2 separate regions of the Homo sapiens genome follow, and region 1 is linked to region 2. Evidence: chromatin contacts called from ENCODE Hi-C or POLR2A ChIA-PET data. All regions are on one chromosome and are shown on one strand. Each heading gives the region's core, a stretch centred on a gene start or an enhancer-like site at or near the end of the contact. The rest is flanking DNA. Distances are from core to core; before and after follow the strand shown. Region 1 overlaps LOC102723444 (a long non-coding RNA gene). Region 2 overlaps DMXL1 (Dmx like 1).

Region 1 (6,623 bases), core at 253-2,752, 120 kb before region 2:
CATCCATAAATACGGTACCTCTGAGACTGAGCAAACACAGCAGTGATAGTTGAAGTCAGATGGCTTATAGCCCAAGGATCGTAAGCTGGTAGCCTTGGGACCGAACCCACCTCATGTAGTTTTTTGTTTCTTTGTTTGTTTTAAGTTTTTTAACTGAACTTCAATGCCTTTAGATGAGACCTGTTGTTTCTAAATTTACCACAGGTCTCACGACTTGAGATTGTTCACATAGAGCACTATTTACACATTCATATTACTTGCCTGGTTCCTGTGGACATTTGAGTTTGGGACCATTGACTTATATAGACTAACATTAAAAACAAATAAGCAATCTCTCGCTTAGGTGGAGTTCTGGTGCTGTTTCAGAGCAGAGCACTGGAGGGTTATTGAGCAACAGGATCACTAAAAAACGATAAACCACAACAGTGTGCAACACCATTGTAATCAGATTTAAAAAAAAAAAAAAAAAAGCAGGAGACCAAAAACACCAGTGAAGCTTACCAGCCCTGAATAAAAGGTGTCTACGGCTTTGAAACCGCTTTATAACAGAAGTACCTGCCAGGAGTCACTGAGCTTCCTTCATGTGCACCGCTCCCACAATACCCCGACATCTGGATGTCCCAGAACACAAGCCTGGCAGCCAACATCCAATTCTGGTTCGGCAAAGGAAACGACCCCTCTATTCGGTGAACTAAGGCCATAAATGCACTATCTGTGGTATCCAACTAAAAATACTCAACTTGGTGCAATTCAAACCGCCACTCAGCCAGTCCAGCCACTTGGTGGCTATTTAAGACATCTGCAGCACATACCACAGAAACTGTGCCATCACCTGTCTGTTCATATGTCCGGATATGGAGGACCAAAGTCCCCACCCCTACCCCCACCTCAGCTCTCCATGACACTTCCTGCCACACCCTGCCCAGAACCCAAGAATCGGAAAGCTAATGCTCAAAGGAAGGTTTCGAGGTTGTCTTATTCAATCTCCCCATTCCTCAAACTTGTTCACAAATGAGAAAACAGGCCCAGCAAGTTGATATGGTGAGTATCTTAAGAGGAACTATTAATAGAATTAAATCTCCAGGACCTCCATGGTGGCCTCAGGAGCTCAGAGCTCCTTTCTGCAACCAGCCTCCCGGGAGCAGGGCATGCCTTTGGGCACAGTGGTCCTCTGCAGCCTAGCCCAATGTTCCTGAATCGAATTTCTGTGACCCACATGGGCAGTCTAGCTCACTCAAGTTCCTTGTTAGGGTCTGGGTGAAAGCCCCCCTGGTAATAAAGGGTTCCTCTGCTCTGGCTGGCCCCCTGTGCGTATATTTCCACACATTTCATGTGGTGGGGAAGATTGGCTGGCTAGGGACAACGCTGTGGAGTTTGGAATCCGATACTCCAGCCACAGATTTCATCTAAAAGATAAATGGCTACCTCTTCTGCTCCAACTGACTTACCACAAGATGGTGTTTTCTTGTGTCACTGTGACTTTCATTTTCACCAGCCTTCTGAATGTTGCCCCAGACCCTTCCCCTGCTCTAGACAGCCATCCTCCTGGAGCACTCATCTAGAGAAAACTAAATGAAACTCTCTATGACTGATTGCCCCATTTCATTTATTTGTGTGCAGCTTCCAAAGCTTTACATTATCCACAGCCCATTTATTTCCATTAAAATAGATAAAATAATTAATCAAATATGGTGATTAAGGTCATAGTTATGAAATGTAAGGCCATTCTTTGCAGAAACATATGGCCTTATTAAACAGTTTTTAAATACAAATTATATTGGACTTCAGTGTTTTATCGGAGCATGTAATTACCATAGATTGAAGAGCTGTCTATAATTAATTTGCTCTACTTCTTATTCTCATTGTTCAACTTACCAAACCTTCTAGTACCTTGGTGATGCTTTATCGACCTCTGAGAATCCCTTTGTGATCTGCAGTGCTACTGTGGTTCACAAAATCTGTGTTCTTGCTCTCCCTGATAGCATCTGACATTTGTCATCAGGGGTTGGCAATCCCATATACAGGGCCCCATTTACTACATACCATAGCCAGTCACCAAATTAGAGAAACTCAGTTTAAAAAAAAAAAAAAAAAAAAAAACACCACAAGAGGAGACCTGTGTAGTAGACATCGTGGCTGACCCAACAGCATGTCCATTTCTCTCTCCCTGGGTAGCAATCCTGATCATTTTAAATAAATCACAGAAATCCCATACCCCCTTGCCACAGAGTGACGAGTTTAGGCAACCCAAGCCTAAGCCAATCATCACAGCAGATGCCATAGCCAATAAGCTGGTCACTGAGGCATCAGAAATGTGTTGGGGGCTTCTGGAAAAAGTCACTTGCTTCTCTGACACAACTACAAGAAGCCAGTTCTCTCTCTCCTTCTGGACAGTGTATGGTGGATATGAAGTCTAGAATTGCTGTAGAATTTTATCAACATCAGAGACGCCAATTCAGGATGAAGCTCAATCACAGAAGGCAGAAAATGGGGCCTTTTTTTTTTGTTTTAAGAGACAAAGTCTTGCTCTATTTCCAGGCTGAAGTGCAGTAGCACAATCATAGCTCAATGCAGCCTCAAATTCCTGGGCTCAAGACATCCTCCCGCCTAAGCCTCCTGAGTAGCTGGGACTACAGGTACACACCACCATGCCAGGCTAATTCTTTTTTACTTTTTGTATATATAGAGTCTCAGTCTCACGATGTTGCCCAAGCTAGAAAATAGGTTCTTGACATCACTGAACTGCTAAATCAAAACTTTGTTCCAGTTATGTGAGCCAACAAAAAAATCTCTTTTGTATGAACAAGTCTAACTTGGGGTTTCTCTTTCTTGTACAGTAAAAGCCACAACGGATGTAACATCCTGGGCAGCTAAGGAGGAATAGTGCATGAAAATTTCTAATCTTGCTGCTGGCTTTACAACATTCCCAACACCTGAAGGACAGTGAGTGAAGGAGCCCAAGGATGCACAACTGATCAATGCTTTTGCCCATTTCCTCAAGCCTGCTGTCCAACAAAGGCCAGAGGGTAGCCCGAAAGCCTCCTCTCCAGCAGGGCCATGTCTGGCCTGTCTGGTGACTGATAGCAGAGAGCAGAGTCCTAAGGCTGGGGAAAAATGGGTGGATGCTAAGACACCACAGAGGCACAGATGGGGTAGGGGGTCTGTAAGGTAGGACCTGGGTCCCTGATCTTCCTCTCCGACTCACAGCTTGATGCTGCCCTACCCTTCCTGACGGGGCTTCCTGATAATCCCCATGTGAGAATATCCTTGTCATACTGGGGGTGGCTGCCTGCCTGACAGGAGCAAAAAGGACAAGACTTGTAGGGTGTGACTAGGTGCTGAGAAGGTGTGTGTGTGTGTGTGTGTGTGTGTGTGTGTGTGTGTGTGTGTGTCAAAGTTCCAGATTCCAATCTGGAATAAGGAGCCAGGAATGAGGATGTCAGGTCTGCCCTGGGATCTCTCCCAGGAGCTGAAGGTGTGGTGAGGAGCTCAGGGGCACATGTGGTGAAGGGGAGGAACATTATTCAGCAGTTAGCAGGAGAGGGGCAAATCAGCGGAAAGCCCTGGCCTATTAAGGTCTGGCCAGATTTTTGTCTTAGAATGTGCTCAAAGTCCACCTGCGGCTCCGCAGACAGCAAACTGCATTTCTGCACTTCTACTTGGCAGTCTTACAGCTGAGATGCTGAATTCCAACAGAAAGATTTTCTGGAAGCTGGGGAAATCAGTTAGGGTGTTAATGAGGCTTTCTTTGGTGGCAACTTTAACTGAGCACTCTCATTCTCCATCTCCCACATGCAGCAAATGCTGTAATGCTCCAGTTTAGATGGTAAACAGGAACTGGAGAAATGCTTCTTGTCAAGCTTTCTTACGGCCTACTGCTCACGGCAGCCCCGCATTAATATCTGCATTTCTGCATGTACTTTGTTGTCCTATTAGCCTTGGCATTTTTTATTTTATTTTTTTTTCTGGCTGCTAACTTCCAAGCACATGACCCTGAGTTTTGATAACGAAATTACCTCCAGCAAGCACTCATTCTTAGCTTCTCATCAAATCCAGCTCAGATAGCTCCCTGAGGAGCACCACTCTCCTAAAAATAGAAACCAAAAGACCACAGAGGTCTATGCCCTCAGGTTCTAGTGACAGGCAATTTTACTGAAAGGAGAAATGATACCAAAGGAAGCAAATCAATGCTAACCCTAATGGCTCAAGCTGGTGGGATGTCAAGCTCATTTATAGACAACATATACAAATAAACATGAAATCACCTTGGTTGGCAAAAAAGAAATAGTGCTATACAAACAAATGCAAGTGCAAGATATGATGATGAGGTAAATCTCATATAGTCTAGAATGGGAGCTCTGCTATAACAGGAAGGGAAAGAATGAGGCAAGAGAATTCAGGATGAGTTCTCTCCACAAGCAAATATTTCATGTCACTTTGTCCACTGGATACAGGCTAGGAGACAATTAAACAGGAGACAATGCCGATGACAGCACAAAGTCATTTTCTTCTATACTTAGCACTGGCCAGACTTTCATCATAAAGTGATATTAGAGGATTTGGCCTGTGTCCAGAGGACAATGGTCATAAGATCTAAAGGAGATAGAAGGGGAAAAAAAGGCTTGAGCTTTTTCAAAGTAAAACAAGAAGACAATGAGTATTGGGCCAAAATGGTCCATGTTAAGCTGTACTTGGTGGCGAGTTCACATTCTCTCCTCAACTAGTAATCCTGTTTTCAAATTCATTTTAAATAACATTTAATATTCAGTCTTACCAACTTTCAGGGTGAGGGGGTGATACTGAGAATGGGGTGATCAAACTTCTTAGGACTGTAGAAATTTTATATTTATTATATCCAAATAGCTTAAAAATGAATGCAAATAAGAAATAGGGGAGGCTTTATGAGACTGTAGGTTCTTGTGCTTCACAGCTAATGGGCAGAATACCATTGGGAAAACCTGAAGGATTTATCTCCATAGCAAAACAAAGCAAGGCAATATTCAGCAGAGTATTTCTCTGAAATAAGAAGTATAAGAAGTCTAAGGCTTTCTGTGTTTGTTATGAGGCCTCTATAGGTAGACAGAGACACAGCAGGGGAATATCTAAGATGAACCAGGTTGAAACACAGGTGCTGGAGGAGCCCACAGCACTTTTCTTCCTCTCAGACCACTGTACTTGGAAGTCTACAGCTGCATGTGGTTATGTATCCCCCAGGGCAGGCAGGGTGGCCGGAAGAGTGCCAGAGGCAGGAGGCAGGTTTTCATCCCAGCTCTCACACCATGAGGCTGGATGATCAGGGACACCTGCCTTGATTTCTTTGGCCTACGTTGCATTTGTAAATGAGAAGATTGGACTAAATCAAATGGCTTCTCATCTCATGCCCAGTACAAGTCAAATTCATTATAACTGTCCACAAGGTCCCACCATCTAGCCCCTCACCACCTCTCTGACTCATCTCTCCCCCTCCCTTAAGCCTCTGTACTGTTTCTGGAACACATCAGCCCATTCTCACCTCAGGGCCTTTGCAGCCGCTTGCCCTCTGTTTGGAAAGTTCTTCCCCCAGGATATCCACATCTGGCTTCCTCACACTTCTCAGGTGAGTCTAATATCAATCACATTCTCAGTGAGGATTCACTCACAATTGCAACCACAATTACCCACCTCCACCCCCTCACCCCCTGCAACAATCCCTATTTCCCTCTTCAGCTTGAAAATATCTTTTTCTACTTAGCACTCGGTTCTCCACTTATTATATATTTTACTTATTTATTTTGTTGATGTTTATTGCCCACACCTAGAATATCAGCTCTCCAAGAGCAGGGATTTCTATCTGCTTTGTTCACTGCCTTAGTACCTGGAAGGTGCCTGGGACATAATTCAAGAAGTATTTGCTGAATAGATATGTCCATGGATGGCTGGAAGGGAGGGCAGAAGGATTACAGACCTTTACAATGTCTTTGGTCTGGGGTCTGTGGGGTGTGGTGCTTATGGTCAGAGGGCTCTCTCTGCCATTGGGATGGACTCTGTAACCACATGACAAAAACAAGCCAGCCCAGGTGAAACATAAAGGGCCCAGAGCGAGATGCGGTATGCTTTCACTCCACTGCAGAACCTCCCAAGCACTGCTTCCTGCTCGCTCCATACCTTAAGCTGATGGACATTTACACCCAGCATTCTCAGCAGTCATGCCATGGACTCCAGACACTGTCTATGAGAAATTCCTTAAATTAATGTGATTTGGGGAGAGCACTCACCTCCTCTCTCTCGTTCATTTAAAATTCCTAGGCAAAAGAGAAGTACGTTTCCCTATTGCCAGGATATCACACTAGAGTTTATCCTGAATTGGGAAAAGGTGGTGATGCTCCCACAGGCAATTCAGCCAGTTCCACTAGATGGCAACATGGTCAGGATGTGCTGATATCCAAGAGTGAAATTTACCAGGAACAGAGTAGACAAGCTCCTACGCGCCACTCTGCCACTACGGTTCTCAGCTTGGCACGCACAACCTTGCCTCCCCTTCACTTCTAGCCTGGCTATTTTCAACCACGAATTTACAGTTCGTTCTCAAATGGTTCATGCTTACCCTTGAATGCTTATGACTTAATCACTCCAGCCTTGGAAGC
Region 2 (5,885 bases), core at 576-3,075:
CTCTGAGGTTGGAATTCAAAAAAGTGCCTATTAGTCCTATGCACTTCTTTGGCATATATTCCCTTTGAGTTCTCCTTTAAAAGAATATAATATCAGTAAGTTTTACCAATGAATTGTAACATATCTGTCAGCTGGAAAAATTATTTAACCACCACTGAGCAAGTCATTTCATTTGAATAATTACTAGATTGCTTTTCAAGTTCATTTTAATCCTTAAAACACTGCTACTTGAAATCACTGAACTAAGGAGAACAGAGGGCTTTAAAACAAGCTCTACCATACATTTAACAAAGTGACATAAGTTGATCCACTTGACCTTTTTGGATCTCAAGCTTCATCTGAAGAATGTTTAAATACGAGTAAATAACAACTACAACAGATACTGCAAATTATAAGGTTATAGCAACTATAAAGGAACTCCATTAGGTACAAAATATTACAAGGTATTATTAAAGATAACTCAGATTTTACTTGAACAATTGCTCATACTAATTAATGAAAAATAATTTTTTTTTTGGCCAAGGAAAGCATTCTACAGTACTTATGAAATTCTGAAAAACCCTACCACCTTTCTTTGCTTCTTCAAATCCGTTCATTAGTTCCTATAACCTACGTAATAATAAAGGCTTGGAAGTACAAATATGAATCACATCTCTAGGTAATCAGGGCTAAAAAAGATCCTCCAACACTACAGAAAAATTATGTTTCAGTTCATTATTATATTGCTTTTTGCTTAACTTAAGAAATTATATATTGTTTTTGTTAAAAAAAAAAAAAGAATATTTGTCCTGGCATTTAAAAAAGTGATACTTAATATGGATATAGTTATTAATTGATATCCATTAAAAGATACCTAGACAAGGGGTTAGCAAACCTTTTTTTATAAAGGACTGGATAGCAAGTGTTTTGGCTTTATGGGCATTTACTTTCTGTTGCAGATACTCAATTCTGCCACTGTAGTGTGAAGGCATCCACAGACAAAATGGAAACAAATGACTGGCTGTGTTCCTATAAAACTTTATTTGTAAAAAAACACTGAAATCCAGTTTCATGTAATTTTCATGTGCCAAAAAATACTATGTTTGTTTTTTCAACTATTGAAAAAACAATGTATAAACCATTTCACTAAAATGTATACACCATTCTTAGCATATTAGCTATATAAAAACAGGTCATGGGTAATATTTGATCTATGGGGAACACCTTGCTGAAGCCTGATCTGAACCATGTTTCAAATAATTCTTAATTAAAATATAGCTCTTTGGTTTTCAAGCAAAGTATATTTTTAAAACAATTTATTATTACCCTTTCAAATGAAAACATACTAGTCTTCATTATCAAAATTTACAATTTCCAACATGTAAGACTTACTAAAACTTTAGGAATTAAGAAAAATGTTTTAAATCATCCTTTATCCATTAACCTAGAGGGAAAAATAAAAGTTACATATAACTTAAATTTATTTTTAACTTTACATACCACAGATGCTCCTCTGCCAGTCTGTGTACTACCAAGCCATGGCATGTTGATTGGAGTGCCAGGATTGCTATGTGTATATGGAGTTGTACCTTGAACAGCTGTTAAATCATCACGAGCATGTATAACCAAGAAATCTTCTGATCTATAAAGGAATGTCAACCAGAATAAAAACAACTCATCATTTCTTTCTTTTTTACACTTGAAAGGTCTAAAATTTGAATTTATAGTTCCCTTTAAAATTAATTTTCTTCAGCTCTTATTTGTAACTCACACACAATGACCTCATACCTCAACAATTTCTGTTCCCTTCACTTACTCTTCTCTCAGTTCCCTTATTTAAAGCTCTTGCCACCCCTCATTTAGCACATCAGCTTCTACTCTGCTTACAATCTATACATTGCTTTAAAGAATCTTTTGAAAGTTTTAGTTCAGTAAATATAGTCACTCATATTGCAACATTACTAAATAGAAACAAACTATGAAGGTACCCTTTGGTTTCCACTTCTATATCATCATCTACCCAAGTGTAGACCTGTGTGGCCAGAATTCCAGAAACATCCAGTTCTTGAACATCATGACTGGAAGCGATTGCTATGCAGTTTCTATTTGCCTGAAAAATAAGTCAAATGGTAATTTTAAAAGCAATAGGCAAAAGAGATAGTATATGAGCTGCTTTTGAAAATGGTAGTTTTGAAATAACCTCTAGCAGTGATAACTAAAGTACAGGATATACAGCATTCTTACTTTTAGTGAAATAATAAGCTTCAGTTTGGAGATACGTTTATGTTCTATGAAAAGTACATCCAATAGAAAGCCAGTATAAATGGCAATACATGCAGCATTTTATTTCCTCTCCCAGTACTGTTTTTCTAGACTGCTAGAATGCTATGATCGCTCTAAGGTATGCACAATTCAGAAATGTGGAGGAAGATGCTGAAAAAGATAGGAACCTGTAGGGTACAGAAAGGTGAGGGCAATAAGGAACTCCAAACTAAAAACATAATTATTAATTATTTAAATAAAACAAACTTTCTCCTAAAGCTTTTCAATCTTAGGCAAAAAAAAAAAAAAGAAGTGGGAAAGGGTCACAGAAAAAAGGTGTAGGGGCAGAAATATAGTGGGAGAAGTATGCCAGAAAAAGATCACAAATGAAAAGTTGCTAAGGTTAAATGACATGAAATTTTAAATGCCTATGAATCAAAAATGTACATCTTGGCTGGGGGCAGTGGCTCACGTCTATAATCCTAGCACTTTAGGAGGCTGAAGCAGGCAGACAGCTTGAGCTCAGGAGTTCGATAGTAGCCTGGGCAACATGGCAAAACACTGTCTCTACAAAAAATACAAAAATTAGTTGGGCATGGTGGCATGCACCTGCAGTCCCAGCTACTTGGGAGAATGAGGTGAAACGATTGCTTGAGCCCAGGAGGTCGAGGCTGCAGTGAGCTGACATTGCACCACAGCACTGGGCACCAGGCATGATACCCTGTCTCAATAAATAAATAAATAAATAAATTAATTAATTAATTAAATGTGTATCTTTGAAACAGAAAACAGGAAGATATTGACAGCAAAGAGAAAATAGGATTACCATTACTGTTATGTTAGATTTTAACACAAACTATTAAGAAAAAACTGAGACCTTAGAAATAAATGAAAAAATGATATAGCTAGATTATTGGGTGGTTATTCTCCATGGGTATCCCAAATTCTGCATGTTTTATAAGTGAGTCATGTCTGCCCTTTTTTCTGCAGTATAATTGCCAGGATGTTTGTATAACTATCGTCTCTCCCTCCAGAGCAAAGGGCAAGTATGCTTACTATCGATTATAAAAGATTTGGGTCCCCTAAACTCAGAGATCCTCTCCTGTAATATAACCTACTATGTGTGTAGGTAAGGTAGGTATCATCTGGCCCTCTTCCCGTCATTCTCTGGAAATTGTGGCTCAGGCAACCAGTGTAAAGTGCTGATTTTCTGGTTATTGCTTTTGCTGTTAGACATAAACTGTCCTTTGTCTCTGATCCAAGAGTCGTATGTCTTCTAACAGCATCCACTAAAATGTTTAATGGATCAATTAAATGGACTGTTTAAACAATCCACTGCCTGCCTCAAACAGAACTGTTTCTGTGGCAACAGAAACAGAAAGCTAACTGTTAGTTTTAATTTAAGGTAAAATCTGAGACCCTTCATAGTTTTTGACACAGGTAGTTCCCAACTAAACAAATGGCAAAAAAAATCTCAATGGCATTTAAAAAAATGCAACTTAAAGCAAGAGGTATTATTTCTCAGCTGCAAATTTAGTAAGGATATTAAAAATAGCATATCAGCTGGGTGCAGTGGCTCACGCCTGTAATCCCAGCACTTTGGGAGGCCGAGGCAGGCGGATCACGAGGTAAAGAGATCGAGACCATCCTGGCCAACCAACATGGTGAAACGCCGTCTCTACTAAAAATACAAAAATTAGCTGGGTGTAGTGGTGCACACCTGTAGTCCCAGCTACTTGGGAGGCTGAGGCAGGAGAATCGCTTGAACCCGGGAGGCAGAGGTTGCAGTAAGCCAAGATCGCGCCACTGCACTCCAGCCTGGGCAACAGAGCGAGACTCCGTCTCAAAATAAAATAAAATAAAATAAAGTAAAATAAAATAAAATAAAATAAATAAAAATAGCAAATCTGGGGAAATAAAAATTAAACAGGCATATTCATAGACAGTAACTTGTAGACTTTATATATGTGAATAGCTATTCATTACCAGTACTTATATATAAACCCTCAAGAAGAAAACAACTAGTTTCTTTTATAGCACAGACTATTTTAAATCATATTTTCTTCAAGAAAGAGCAGGTAATGCAGGTATAGATAATTTTTTTTTGTAGAGACAGGGTCTCACAATGTTGCCCAGGCTGGTATCAAACTCCTGGCCTCTAGTGATCCTACTGCCTTGGCCTCCCAAAGTGTTGGGATGACAGGTGTGAGCAACCACACCTGGCCAATAATTTTGTATTTGACATGTATATATAATATCATGTTATACAGATATTACAACTGGCTAAGGGGCTGACTCCAGATTTGCCTGTTTCAAACAGAACTGTTTCTTTGATAACAGAACTGTCTGAAGCAGGCAAATCTGGAATCAGCCCTTTAGCCAGTCATTGCTCAACGGTGTCTAAGAAGGAAATTAAGTGAAGCACACAGAACAACAAAGATACTGTCCAGAAGAATTCAGAGAAGACAGACATAGCACAGAAAGACAGAAAACCAACTGGTGAAAGGATTACTAAATGGGTAATTTCCCCGTATATCACACTTCCCTGTATTACATATTACATATACATATTACAGGGTATGTATCTACATAACATTTAACAATTATTTTAAAATTAGGAACATATGAACATCTTATATATATGTATACAATATCTCCTTTAGGTATCTTCTATGAATACATAAAAAGAAGATACACATATCCTTTAAGTTAATGGAAGGAAAACAAAAGAATAACTAGAAGTCATTAGGAACCATACAGTAAGGCAATTAGGGGAGACAGAAGGGGAAAATGATTAATAAGACAGATTTCAATCTTGGACTATAGTACCTAAGGCCACCTCTTCTGTGAGGAGTGTATAGACATCTAAGGAGGATGTTAAGTAGAAATTTAAGAAATACTAAGAAAATACACACGTTGGGCAGCTATCGGAGGTATAAATCAAAGAGGGAGAATTTGAGTCACATATAAGCTTAAATCTTACCAAATACCCAGAACCACATTTGACATATTCATAAGGAACATAAAAAACTTTTTCTGTGGGTTAACTACTATAGTACATTGTATAAATTCTAAAGCGATTGTCTATATATTTGGTACTTCTCTCTGCATAGTAATAAAACATTATGTATCAGCTGTATCTCCAAAATCATATAATAACAAAATCACATTATCAAATAATATCATTTTATAAAATTAAAAAAGTATCCAGATTGCAATTTAAGGAACTGGAAGCAGCTTTGGGAAAGAAATACTGGATAAACTGATAAAACAGAAGATATTATCCAACTATAAATACTTAATAAACAAAAGAAGAATGTCTATGTACTTACCTTATTAACAGCAAACGCAGTAATGATATCAGATTCCTTATGAATAATTCTTGCTTTACCTCCAGGATATCCCAAATCTGCTTCTATCTAAATAAAAGGAAACAAAACACAAAAATGCACTGATTTTAGTAATAGAACTAATAATATATGCCAATCTATCAATTAGTACTTGCATAAATTATTTTAAGAAAGTAGATATTTCAATTCTAAAGGTATTATTGTATATGCTAATTATCCCTAAAACAAAATTTGACATGGGAAATTTAAATTTCTTCAAACTTGCTTTTTTACACATAAAAAAACAGCTGATAC

What was found. A loop is a pair of places that touch in the nucleus more often than their neighbours do. ChIA-PET counts read pairs that join two places held with the same protein, here RNA polymerase II (POLR2A). Pooled maps may share reads with other maps.
Region 1: a pooled map shows a loop between it and region 2 (2.2-fold over the local background). The contact joins two enhancer-like sites. A Hi-C loop is called at or near these places in 4 of 50 pooled maps. POLR2A ChIA-PET finds 5 or more read pairs at or near these places in 2 of 52 experiments (CD4-positive, alpha-beta T cell and activated CD4-positive, alpha-beta T cell).

Annotation. Positions count from the first base shown.
Region 1 is chr5:119,334,935-119,341,557 of GRCh38, reverse strand. It overlaps LOC102723444 (a long non-coding RNA gene), which reads left to right. Exons shown (of 5, transcript XR_007058912.1): 5 at 1-1,772. It also overlaps a transcript of TNFAIP8 not described here. Among named protein-coding and RNA genes, the nearest start is that of TNFAIP8, 18 kb to the left of the region's middle. RefSeq lists enhancers at 434-483, 544-673, 934-1,063, 1,214-1,353. Within about 2 kb of position 1,502, at least 9 of the 41 ENCODE cell types and tissues checked have a DNase peak (open chromatin) inside an H3K27ac peak, as active enhancers do.
Region 2 is chr5:119,216,676-119,222,560 of GRCh38, reverse strand. It overlaps DMXL1 (Dmx like 1), which reads right to left. Exons shown (of 44, transcript NM_001290321.3): 35 at 5,574-5,660; 36 at 1,968-2,089; 37 at 1,480-1,621. Among named protein-coding and RNA genes, the nearest start is that of MIR5706, 65 kb to the right of the region's middle. Within about 2 kb of position 1,825, at least 2 of the 41 ENCODE cell types and tissues checked have a DNase peak (open chromatin) inside an H3K27ac peak, as active enhancers do.